2 separate regions of the Homo sapiens genome follow, and region 1 is linked to region 2. A link is a loop called in an ENCODE intact Hi-C map of the cell type or tissue named here. Cell type or tissue: sigmoid colon. All regions are shown on one strand. Each heading gives the region's core, and the rest is flanking DNA. Links, peaks and the distances in the headings are about the cores only. Region 1 holds the start of LINC01381 (long intergenic non-protein coding RNA 1381). Region 2 overlaps LOC105374329 (a long non-coding RNA gene).

Region 1 (5,380 bases), core at 198-5,197, 780 kb after region 2:
CCCTAGCCCACCCCACGGCCCTTCCCACTGGGGACCCCCTTTTTAAGATTCTGCCTCCCTCTAGCCCTCACCACCTGCAGGTCCCAAGCCCAATGAGCAGGAGCCACAAATCTGTCCCAGAATCACCAGGAAAATCGGTGTGGCTTCTCAGAGGAGGTAGCATCTGAGTTGGGCCTTGAAACATGGAGAGGAATGAGCCTCTGCCAGATAAAAGAGGAAAGAGGATGTGGCTTTGCCCGGGTATTCCAGACCCAGCAAGGGTGGGACTGAAGGCTTGATGTGGCTGCGTTAGAGGCGGCCAGACTAAATGCTCTATCTAGGGCGTTACAGCCGGAAGAGTGGCCGCATACCTCGCTGGCCCCCGTGTTCCTTCCTGAGCTGCTGCTCACACAGGTGTGTGGTGGTCAAGTACACGTGGTCTGCTTCTCCACCAGACCCGGAATTCCTCAAAGAAGGGCTATGGCCTTCAACTCTTCAACATATATGTTTGTATATGTATATATATGCAATTGTGGTGGTCACACAACTGTAAACATCAGTCAAAATGCACTGAGTTCAATACTTAAAATTGGGGAATGTCACTGTTTGTGAATTATGCCTCAGTAAAAAGCATGCTTTAGAGTCTCTGGGTGTCCAGGTTCACCAGGCACTTTCACATAGATTATCTCCAGCAGCCCAAACAACAGCCCCATTTCACAGATGGAGAAACTGAGGCCAGTGACTTGCCCACATCCCATAGTGGCAGACCTGGGCCCCTCCTTCAGAGCTTGTTGCTCACAGGATATGGGCCTGAGGGATTTTTTTTTTTTTTTTTTTTTTTTTGAGACAGAGTCTCGCTCTGTTGCCCAGGCTGGAGTGCAGTGGCACGATCTTGGTTCACTGCAACCTCCACCTCCCAGGTTCAAGCTATTCTTGTGCCTCAGCCTCTCCAAGTAGGTGGGATTACAGGTGTGTGCCACCATGCCTGGCTAATTTTTTGTATTAGCCAGGGTTTTGCCATGTTGGGCAGGCTGGTCTTGAACTCCTGGCCTCAAGTGAGGCCTCTCAAAGTGCTGGAAGTACAGGCGTGAGCCACTGTGCCCGGCCCGTGAGGGACTTTTGAGAGGACAGGAGCCAGCCATGGCTGGAATAATCCAATGTACAGAGTCTACCTGGTGCGGCTGTTGCTGTCTTGCCCTCGGGGAGTTCAGCCCCTGTAAGAGAGGTTCAGTGGTTCGGTTCTGCTCAGGGGGTTCCTCAGGCCAGTCTGGGAGACACTGGGTGACACTCACATTCCTGCACCCCCTAGTCCTGGCCCCAGTTCACACAGACCACTCGCTGTCATTGGGTAGGTATTAGGGTTCTGAGTCAGATGTCCTCCAAAGAAGGGGTTCTACCACAAATTGAGTTGCCAGATTTAGCAAATAAAAATACAGGCCAGGCCAGGAGTGGTGGCTCATGCCTGGAATCCCAGCACTTTGGGAGACCAAGGCAGGAGAATCACTTGAGCCCAGGAGTTCGAGACCAGCTTGGGCAAAATAGCGAGACGCCCCCCAGCTCTACAAAAAATACAAACATTAGCTGAGTGTAGTGGTGTACATCTATTCTGGAGGCTGAGGCAGGAAGATCTCTTGAGTCCAGGAGTTGGAGGCTGCAGTGAACTATGATTGTGCCACTGCACCCCAGCCTGGGCAACAAAGCAAGTCCTTGTCGCAAAAAACAAACAAACAAACAAACAAAAAACCAGGACAAAACGTTGGAGACATTCTGATACTAAATAGGACATCCTAAACAGGATAGATGTATACTAAAAATGTATCTGTTGCTTATCTGAAATTTGAATTTAACTGGACCTCCTACATTTAACCTGGCAATCCAAACTGAAAAAAAAAACCACCTAAAATTAAAATTAAATTAACAAAATTTAAATTTAATGAAATTAATAAAATTTAAAACAAAACTAAAATGAAAGAAAAAGTAAAATAAAAAAAATTTTTTAAATGAGTTAAATTAAATGAAACGAGAATAAAATCCCAAAAGAGGTGAACACTGCACAAGCGCGCACGCCTGCGCCGAGCGCCCGTGGCCCAGCAAGATGGCGAGGCCGCGCCTTCCCCACCCAGGCGTGGGGTCCTCGGGCCTCTGCGCGGCGCTCGCCCGGGACTGGGACGCAGAGCCGCGGACGGCTTTGGGGACGCCAGGGCTCCGGACTTCCCCGGCGGCGCCTCACGGGCGGCAATCGCCCGCGAGCCTTGGGGCGCGGCACCCAGGGCCTCCCCACCGGGCTCCGAGGGACGCAGCGGCCTCGCCACCGCATTAGGCCGAATCCGGTGCCTTCTAGAAATGGCCTCCTGCAGCTCCAGAGCGCCTGCAGGGTGAGCAGAGGCTGCTCTGTTTTCAAGAAAGCCGCGCGCCCTCATGGCCCCGCAGGGCCCCTCACGGCCTCTGCTGCTCTGGGGAGAAGGTAGCCGGCGCCACCGAGTCCCAGGAGGTCCCCGGACGCCCGCCCGGGCCCCGTGGGAGGGTGACGCCCGTGACAGCTCCTCTAGCTGCACTCTGCTGCCTCTGTCATTCTGCCACTCAAATCTCTGGCCTGACACTGTGCAGGCGGAAACAAGTGGGGGGCCCCTAGGTTTTCCCCCACAAATCTGAATGCTGAAAGGCGCGCCAGAGAACTTTTGCTCACTTGGGGAAAAGCCGATCTGTACCTTAGAAAGGGCAATAATAAGGATATAATATTAAATTAATAATACCTAATACAGTCATAAAGGTCCAGAACCTTATGCCCAGGCACCCCACTCCCTGGGAATGTATCCTAATGAAATAATTCAAAGGAATAACCGTGCCCTAGGCATAATCATGTTCATTATGGCATTATTAGTGTGAGCTAAAAATTGAAAACAACCTCGCCACCTAGCAAGGGAGAATGGTTAAGGGAACGGTTTTACACCCACTAGATGGAATGCCGTGTAGCCAGTAAGTGATTATTGCAAGGTCTGTAGAAACACGGGGAAATGTTTATAATGTAATCTTAATGAAAAATGGTTTAACATGAAATGGTAAATTCTCATGGATCTCAACTCCTTCAGAATTGCTTTTTCTTTTAATCGAAAATGTTATATAGATACTTGCAGATTCACATGCAGTTATAAGAAAATATAGGCCGGGCGCGGTGGCTCACGCCTGTAATCCCAACACTTTGAGAGGCCGAGGCGGGCAGATCATGAGGTCAAGAGATTGAGACCATCCTGGCCAACATGGTGAAACTCCGTCTTTACTAAAAATACAACAATTAGCCGGGCATGTGGCATGTGCCTGTAGTCCCAGCTACTCGAGAGGCTGAGGCAGGAGAATCGCTTGAACCCGGGAGGCAGAAGTTACAGTGAGCCAAGATCGGGCCGCGGCACTCCAGCCTGGTGACAGAGTGAGACTCCGTCTCAAGAAAAAAAAAAAAAAAAAGAAATGATACAGAGATCCCACCTCTACCCAGTTTTCCCCAATGGTAACATCTTGCAGAACTATAGTACAATATCACAACCAGCATATTGACAGGGATGTAACCTGCTGATCTAATGCAGATTTCCCAAATGTTACTTATACTTGTGTGTTTTGTTCTATACAGTGTTATCACAATTGTAAATTACAATTTTACTAGAGCTGGGTTTTTTTTTCTTTTTCTTTTTTTCTTTTGAGACAGAGTTTCACTCTTGTTGCCCAGGCTGGAGTGCAATGGTGCGCTCTCGGCTCACTGCAACCCCCACCTCCCGGGTTCAAGCAATTCTCCTGCCTCAGCCTCCTAAGTAGCTGGGATTATAGGCGTGTGCCACCACACCTGGCTAATTTTGTATTTTTAGTAGAGACAGGGTTTCACCATGTTGGCCAGGCTGGTCTCAAACTCCTGACCTCAGGTGATCTACCCACCTCGGCCTCCCAAAGTATTGGGATTACAGGCGTGAGCCACCACTCCCGGCCTAGAGCTGTTTTTTAAAGCACACGTGTGCATATGTAGAAATGTGTTATATAAATGGTGGTATTTGAAAGATTTTCTTTTCTTTTCTTTCTTTTTTTTTTTTTTTTGAGACACAGTCTCGCTCTGTCGCCCAGGCTGGAGTGCAGTGGCACAATCTCGGCTTACTGCAAGCTCCGCCTCCCGGGTTCACGCCATTCTCCTGCCTCAGCCTCCCAAGTAGCTGGGACTACAGGCACCCGCCACCACGCCCGGCTATTTTTTTTAATTTTTTTTAGTAGCAATAGGGTTGCACCGTGTTAGCCAGGATGGTCTCGATCTCCTGACCTCGTGATCCACCTGCCTCGGCCTCCTAAAGTGCTGGGATTACAGGCGTGAGCCACTGTGCCCAGCCGAGAGATTTTAGTTTAAATATTTATCTTTAATGCTGCTATGTCATCTTATCAATTAAAAGAGGGGAAGGCCAGGTGCGGTGGCTCAGGCCTATAATCCCAACACTCTGGGAGGCCGAGACAGGAATTTGAGACCAGCCTGACCAACATGGTGAAACCCCATCTCTACTAAAAATATACAAAAATTCTCTGGACATGGTGGCGCGTGCCTGTAATTCCAGCTACTCAGGAGGCGGAAGCAGGATAATCGCTTGAACCTGGGAGGCAGAGGTTGCAGTGAGCCAAGATCGCGCCATTGCACTCCAGCGTGGGCAACAGAGCGGGACTCCGTCTCAAAAAATAATAAATAAAAAGAGGGGATAAGTTGAGCTAGAAAAGGCAGGTGAAAGAAAGGAGAGAATGGTGGGCCAGGATGGCAGAAGGCAGAGATGCCGCCTAGCCTTGCCAGGACTAGCCATACCGTCTTGAGCAAATCAACGAACATTCTTTGAACTGCAGTTTCTCAACAGTCAAGCGGGGATAATTTCCCCTGCCGTATCTACCTAGCAAGGTTACTATGAGGTCCTTTTTGCCAAACTCAGGTAACATCCTCCAGGCCCTCCCTGAGCACAGTCAGCTGACAAACACACTGAAAAAGTGAACCCTCCGGGGGGTCCCTTGATCTTTTGTGGTCTCACCACTCACAGACCAGCTACTACCAAAAAGGGAAGTCTCTCCACCAGGCAGGGAGGAGACGTCACAAGGGGCTTCCCAAACATTTCCCGCTGCAAGAGGCCTGGTCTTTGGAAGTGGACCATCAGGCTCAGAAACAGGTTCCCTGGGGCAGCCAGAGGAAAATGCAATCAGACAGGAAAGGAGCAAATAACGCAGTGCCCCTGGGGTTCCCTTGGCTCTCCCAGAGAAAAACAGTCAGCCTGACTTGGGTTTCCCTCCAGTGGACCAGCTGAGGTCACTCCACAGACATCCTGGGCTCCTCCCAGGCCTCTTCTCCTTCCAGATACGTCCTGGGCTGCTTGTGTGAAAGGGTTCCAGTTCCCACACT
Region 2 (5,380 bases), core at 62-5,061:
CAGAACAAGACTGTCTCACAAAAAAAAAAAAAAACAGATAAATTTAAGAAATGGGTTTCTACTTTGTTGCCCAAGCTGGCTCTAAAGTCCTGGGCTCACATCCTCCTACATCAGCCTCTGAAGTGGCTGGGGCACACACAATACCATGCCTGGCTTAGGTGTTATTTTCAATAATGGTGCTAGGTTAACTGGCTACCCATATAGAAAAGAAATGGACCTTGACTCCTGCATCCCTCCATACATCAACATTAATTTGAAATGGATCATAAAAGTAAATGTGAAAGTGGGAGACTATTTTCATGACTTTGAGGTAAGCAACGACTTCTTAAATAGGGAGCACAAATTACCAAATATAAAATAGAATATTGATGTTGGACCTGATTAAAATTAAAAACTTCTTTGCATCAAAAGACATCATTTGAGTGAAAGGCAAGACACAGATGGGAATAAAATATTTGTATTTACATATCTGATGAAAGACTCCTGTCCAGAATATATAATGAACTCCATATCAGTAAGCAAGACAAACCAATAAAAACTGGGCTAAGACTTGAACTGGTACCTCACAATAAATAAACACATGAAAAGGTTCGAAGTGTCAGGGAAATGTAAGTGAAAAAACCAATGAGGTGCTGTTCCCAGAATGGCTAAAACTAAAAGGAAAACCAAATGGAGGCAAAGATATGGAGCATGTGTTCCTGATTTAAATTGGTACAGCCACGTTGGAAAACTTAATGGTGCCAAAGTGAAATATACATATACTCTATGACCTAAAAATTCCACTCCTTTGTATATTCCTAATGAAAATGAATGCTTATATTCACCAAAAGACATGCACAAGGATGTTCATTGCAGCTTTATTCATAACACAAACGGAAACAACTCGAAAATTCATGCATTAATATATTGTGGCATAGTCATATAATGGAATACCACACAATATTGAAAAAGAATGAACTACTGCTATCCACAACTATGTAGATGACTGTCACAGGCATAAGGTAAAGTGAAAGAACCTGGACATAGAAGAACATCTACTATATGTTTTCATTTATAGGACATTCAACAATAGGCAAAACTAATTTATGGTGGATGATAGAGATCAAAACAGCAATTACTTTTGACTGGAAGGGGGCAGGAAGGAGTCTTCTTGGATGCGGAGAATGTTCCATATCTGTAGCAGAGTGGTAGTTACATGGGTATGGTTACTTGAAAAAAAAAATCCATCAGACTGTACATCTAAGACTTTATGTAATTCTACCTCAAAGAAAACATTAGTGCCAGCTCATTTTTCATCTTCAGTTGCTTTGTCATTTTTTTCCTTGAACTCTTGTATCTCTGCTTTGAGTGCTTGTTATATAGAGATTATTTTTACTTTAGTTCCTAGAGTTTATGGAGATTTATGGTAGTCTCACAGTTTTACTTTTCTCAATTTCAGTTACCAGGGTCCAAAAATAGGTGCAATGCAGAGAGAGAAATCATATTCACATAACTTTCATTATATTACTTTATTTAATTTGTCCTATTTTATTAGTAGTTATTGTCATTAATTTCTTACTGTGCCTAATTTTTCATGATGATAATTATTTTTTGAGATGGGGTCTTATTCTGTCACCTAAGCTGGAGTGCAGAGGCTCCATGATGGCTTACTGCAGCCTCAACCTCCTGGGCTTAAGTGATTCTCCCATCTCAGCCTCCCAAGCAGCTTGGACTACACGCATGCACCACAATGCTGACTAATATTACTTTTTGTAGAGGCAAAGTTTTGCTATGTTTCCCAGGCTACTCTGGAACTCCTGAGCTTGAGTGATCCTCCTGCCTTAACCTCCCAAAGTGCTGGGATTACAGGTGTGAGCCACTGAGCCCAGCCTTACTGTGCCTAATTTAGAAATTAAACTTTATCAAATAGACATGCACATATAGGGGGCCAGGCACGGTGGCTCACACCTGTAATCCCAGCACTTTGGGAGGCTGAGGCGAGTGAATCACTTGAGCCCAGGTGTTTAAGACCAGCCTGACCAACACGGTGAAACCCCCTCTCTACTAAAAGTACAAATATTAGCCGGGCATGGTGGTGCATGCCTGTAGTCCCAGCTACTTGGGAGGATGAGGCAGGAGAATGGCTTGAACCCAGGAAGTGGAGGTTACAGTGAGCAGAGTTCACGCCACTGCACTCCAGCCTGGGCAACAAAGTGAGACTCTGCCTCAGGAAAAAAAAAAAAAAAAGCACATATAGGAAAAAAACATAGTATATAGGGTTTGGTACTAAATGTGGTTTTGGGCATCCACTGGGGGTCTTGGAACGTATCCTCTGTGGATAAGGGCAGGGGACTACTGTATTTGGTCATGATTTTCACCAGTTTTGAGGCAAGATGTTTCTGTATTCTTTACCTGCCAGTTGTTTCCCTATTGATTTCCTCCTTTCTCCTTCTTGTATTTTCCTAAAGATTTGTGTGCTGTTTCTCTTTTAGTTACTTCTCACCTTTGAATGAGGGCACTTTTCCTGCAGGGTTGACACACACTATTTCCAATGGGCAACATCCAAATTGTCTTCTCTCCAGGGGGCGCCATTGACGTGGAATACAACATGAATAGCGTCTCCTAGAGCCCCTGCCTCCTAGACAGCCTCTTTGCTATGGGAGGCACCAGAGCAGAGTGGCAAACCCCTACCTGAGTCCCCATGATCCCAGCAGGGATTCATATGTGTGCTTGTGTGAGCTGGTTTACCCTTTGCTCTTCTACAGAGAGAGGCTAGCATCTGCAGGGCTGCTTATGACTGATAGCTGTCCCTCCACGCTGTGTCATCACGGTGCCAAGAGTCTTTCCTCACCCTGGTGCCCCTGCCCCTTTGTGGTCTCAAATGGGGTCCAAGGGAGCCTCAATAACTGGCCTGCACAAAAGCTTGTTCTAAGCCAGATATTTTGGTTTTGCATCCCAGAGTATCCACTTGTGTTGGACAGTTTGAGTCCTGCCAGCTGTGCCTGCAATATGCAATCTCTAGCTATTGGTTTGGATCTCCTTCTTACCTTAATTGGATTATCACCATAGAAGACAGCCTTCCTTCACATATATTAAAGTTCCAGGTAAAAGCAGCTTAGTCATTTCATCAAGATAAAGTTTCTTCTTGTTGCTTTCAGGTGATTTAAAATATTTTGTTCTCACACACAATGCTGCAACTGTACATAACTCAGCTTCTATATATGCAAGTGTATCTGCAGAACAAATGCCTATAATTAGAATACTGGTTAAAAAGGTAAGTGCCTTTATAATTTAAATAAATACTACCAACATACCCTTCCAGACATTTTACCAATTTATATTCCCATTGGTAACCATGCCCATTTCCCCAGACCCTTGCCTCAGATAACAGAGATATAAGTGCACTTAACAGTATAAAGGAAAACCCTAAGACTGATACTATAATTAATTACGTTGGGTCAGATTCTTGGTTTCAACAATAAAGTTTATACTAACTAGCTTAGGCAGAAAGGGATTTATTAAGTAGCTCATATAAGCATTGGAAGGGCTGGAAGAACAGGCTCTCAGCTGAGCTTCCAGTAACAACTCTCAGAACCATAGTGTGGAACCGGCCTGGTGAGATGGCTGCTGCCATGGCCATATCCAGGACGATATTCCCTCTAAGCGAGCTGCTCCTCCAACTGCAGAAACACGTCCCCCTGCTGCACAGAACACTCTTCACTCAGAGAGCTGCGTGGCTCCCTCCCTGGGCCAATTTCCAGTAGGTATTCCTGCCCGAGTCTCAGCTCAGGCCCCACAGTTGGCTAGTCTCTTCTGCCTGAAGTCGATTCAGTTGGGTTTTTCAGACATTGCTGAGTCCAGCTTTGTGGGAGGCTCTGTGCCATACAGCTGGCCTGACCATTGCCCATGGGAAGCCAGCTCAAGGGGGAAAGCCTGAAGGCTTTGAGCACTTATCCCAAAGGTGAAGATGTAGCTCATCAAGGCACCTGGTATAAACAGCCTGATCTTCATGATTTTACCCTCACCGGGTCTTCCGAACCTCCCTCCTGTTTAAATGCCCCAAAGTCACTCACCTGTGAGGCAGTGACATGTGCCAGGCCGTATGCCAAATGCCAGACAGACAAAGATGAAACAGGGAAAGAGGAAAAAAAATCTCACTACCTCTCACCAGAGCAGGTGAAATGAAGCACATTGCCAAAGGTCAGATATTGGTTTAGAGCCAGAGAAAAAATAAGATGAAAAAAGCCAGTAAAATTTCTCCTATCTGGTTGGGAGAGTTGAGTGTGTGTGGCAGGGAAACCCTGGATCATGGAGGGAAATGTGATTGGAATCTGTGATCAGAGAGCAGGGTGCTGGGAGGCCCTGGGGGCTGTAGGAAATGAGTTCTGGGATATTGAGTTGAGCTCTTCAATACGGTACCCACTACCTATGTGCAGCTATTGGGCACTTGAAATGTAGCTGGTGCCGTATGTTGAAATGACAATATTTTAAATATATTAGGTTAAATAAAACACATTAATAAAATGCATTATTAACATTGATTTTATTTATTCTTTTTATACCTTTTTAATGTGATATTAGGGAATTAAAAATTATATATATGGCTTGCATTCTATTTCTATTGGACAGTGCTGAGCTAGACAATCAAGAGAAAAATCAATGGAATGGAAGCCTTTGCATCTCTTCTTTTGCTCTCTCTGCCCCTTTCCTGCCTTCTCTCTCTCTCTCTCTCTCTCTCTCTTTTTTTGAGATGGAGTTTCAGTCTGTTCCCCAGGCTAGAGTGCAGTGGCACAACCTTGGCTCACTGCAACCTCTGCCTCCCGGATTCAAGCGATTATGCCTCAACGTCTTGGGTAGCTGGAATTACAGGTGTCTGCCACCACGCCCAGCTAATTTTTGCATTTTCAGTAGAGACAGGGTTTCACCATGTTGGCCAGCCTGGTCTTGAACTCCTGACCTCAAATGATCTGCCTGTCTTGGCCTCCCAAAGTGCTGGGATTACAGGCGTGAGTCACCGCACCTGGCCAAAGTTCACGGATTTAAATGTTAATCTCATTCAAAAAACACCTGCACATAAAACATCCAGAATAATGTTTGACAAAATATCTGAGCACCATGGCCCACCCAAGCCGGCACATAAAATTAACCACCATGTGGGGATGTAAGACAACAGGGAGTGGGGGAGCTAGGGCTAACTAGAGACTTCATGCCCCTCCCAGGACACAGAAAAACCACGCATTGAAGCTAATACAAACACAGAAGCAAAAAAAACACTAATGCAGACGAAATTTGGTCCCAAGTCCCTAGAGCCTTAATAATGAATGGCCTTGGGCTTAGAGACTCAGTGTTTAAATACGTCAGTGTCTTCAACCTTCACCTAACATTACTCATGCTACCTGCC

Evidence for each region. A loop is a pair of places that touch in the nucleus more often than their neighbours do. Peaks named below come from ENCODE experiments on the same cell type or tissue, not always from the same donor. Only the 100,000 strongest peaks of a DNase experiment are listed, where the experiment ranks them.
Region 1: it touches region 2 in a loop (4-fold over the local background); 31 of 110 quality-filtered maps call a loop at or near these places.

Annotation. Positions count from the first base shown.
Region 1 is chr2:25,202,196-25,207,575 of GRCh38, forward strand. LINC01381 (long intergenic non-protein coding RNA 1381) reads left to right here and starts at 2,118. Exons shown (of 2, transcript NR_132378.1): 1 at 2,118-2,354. RefSeq lists a silencer at 2,116-2,455. In sigmoid colon, for the core only: no CTCF peak of the experiment used is centred there; no DNase peak of the experiment used is centred there; H3K4me3 peaks cover 605 bases.
Region 2 is chr2:24,419,265-24,424,644 of GRCh38, forward strand. All of the region lies in intron 2 of LOC105374329 (a long non-coding RNA gene), which reads left to right. Among named protein-coding and RNA genes, the nearest start is that of ITSN2, 61 kb to the left of the region's middle. In sigmoid colon, for the core only: a CTCF peak has its summit at 2,556 (motif pointing right); no DNase peak of the experiment used is centred there.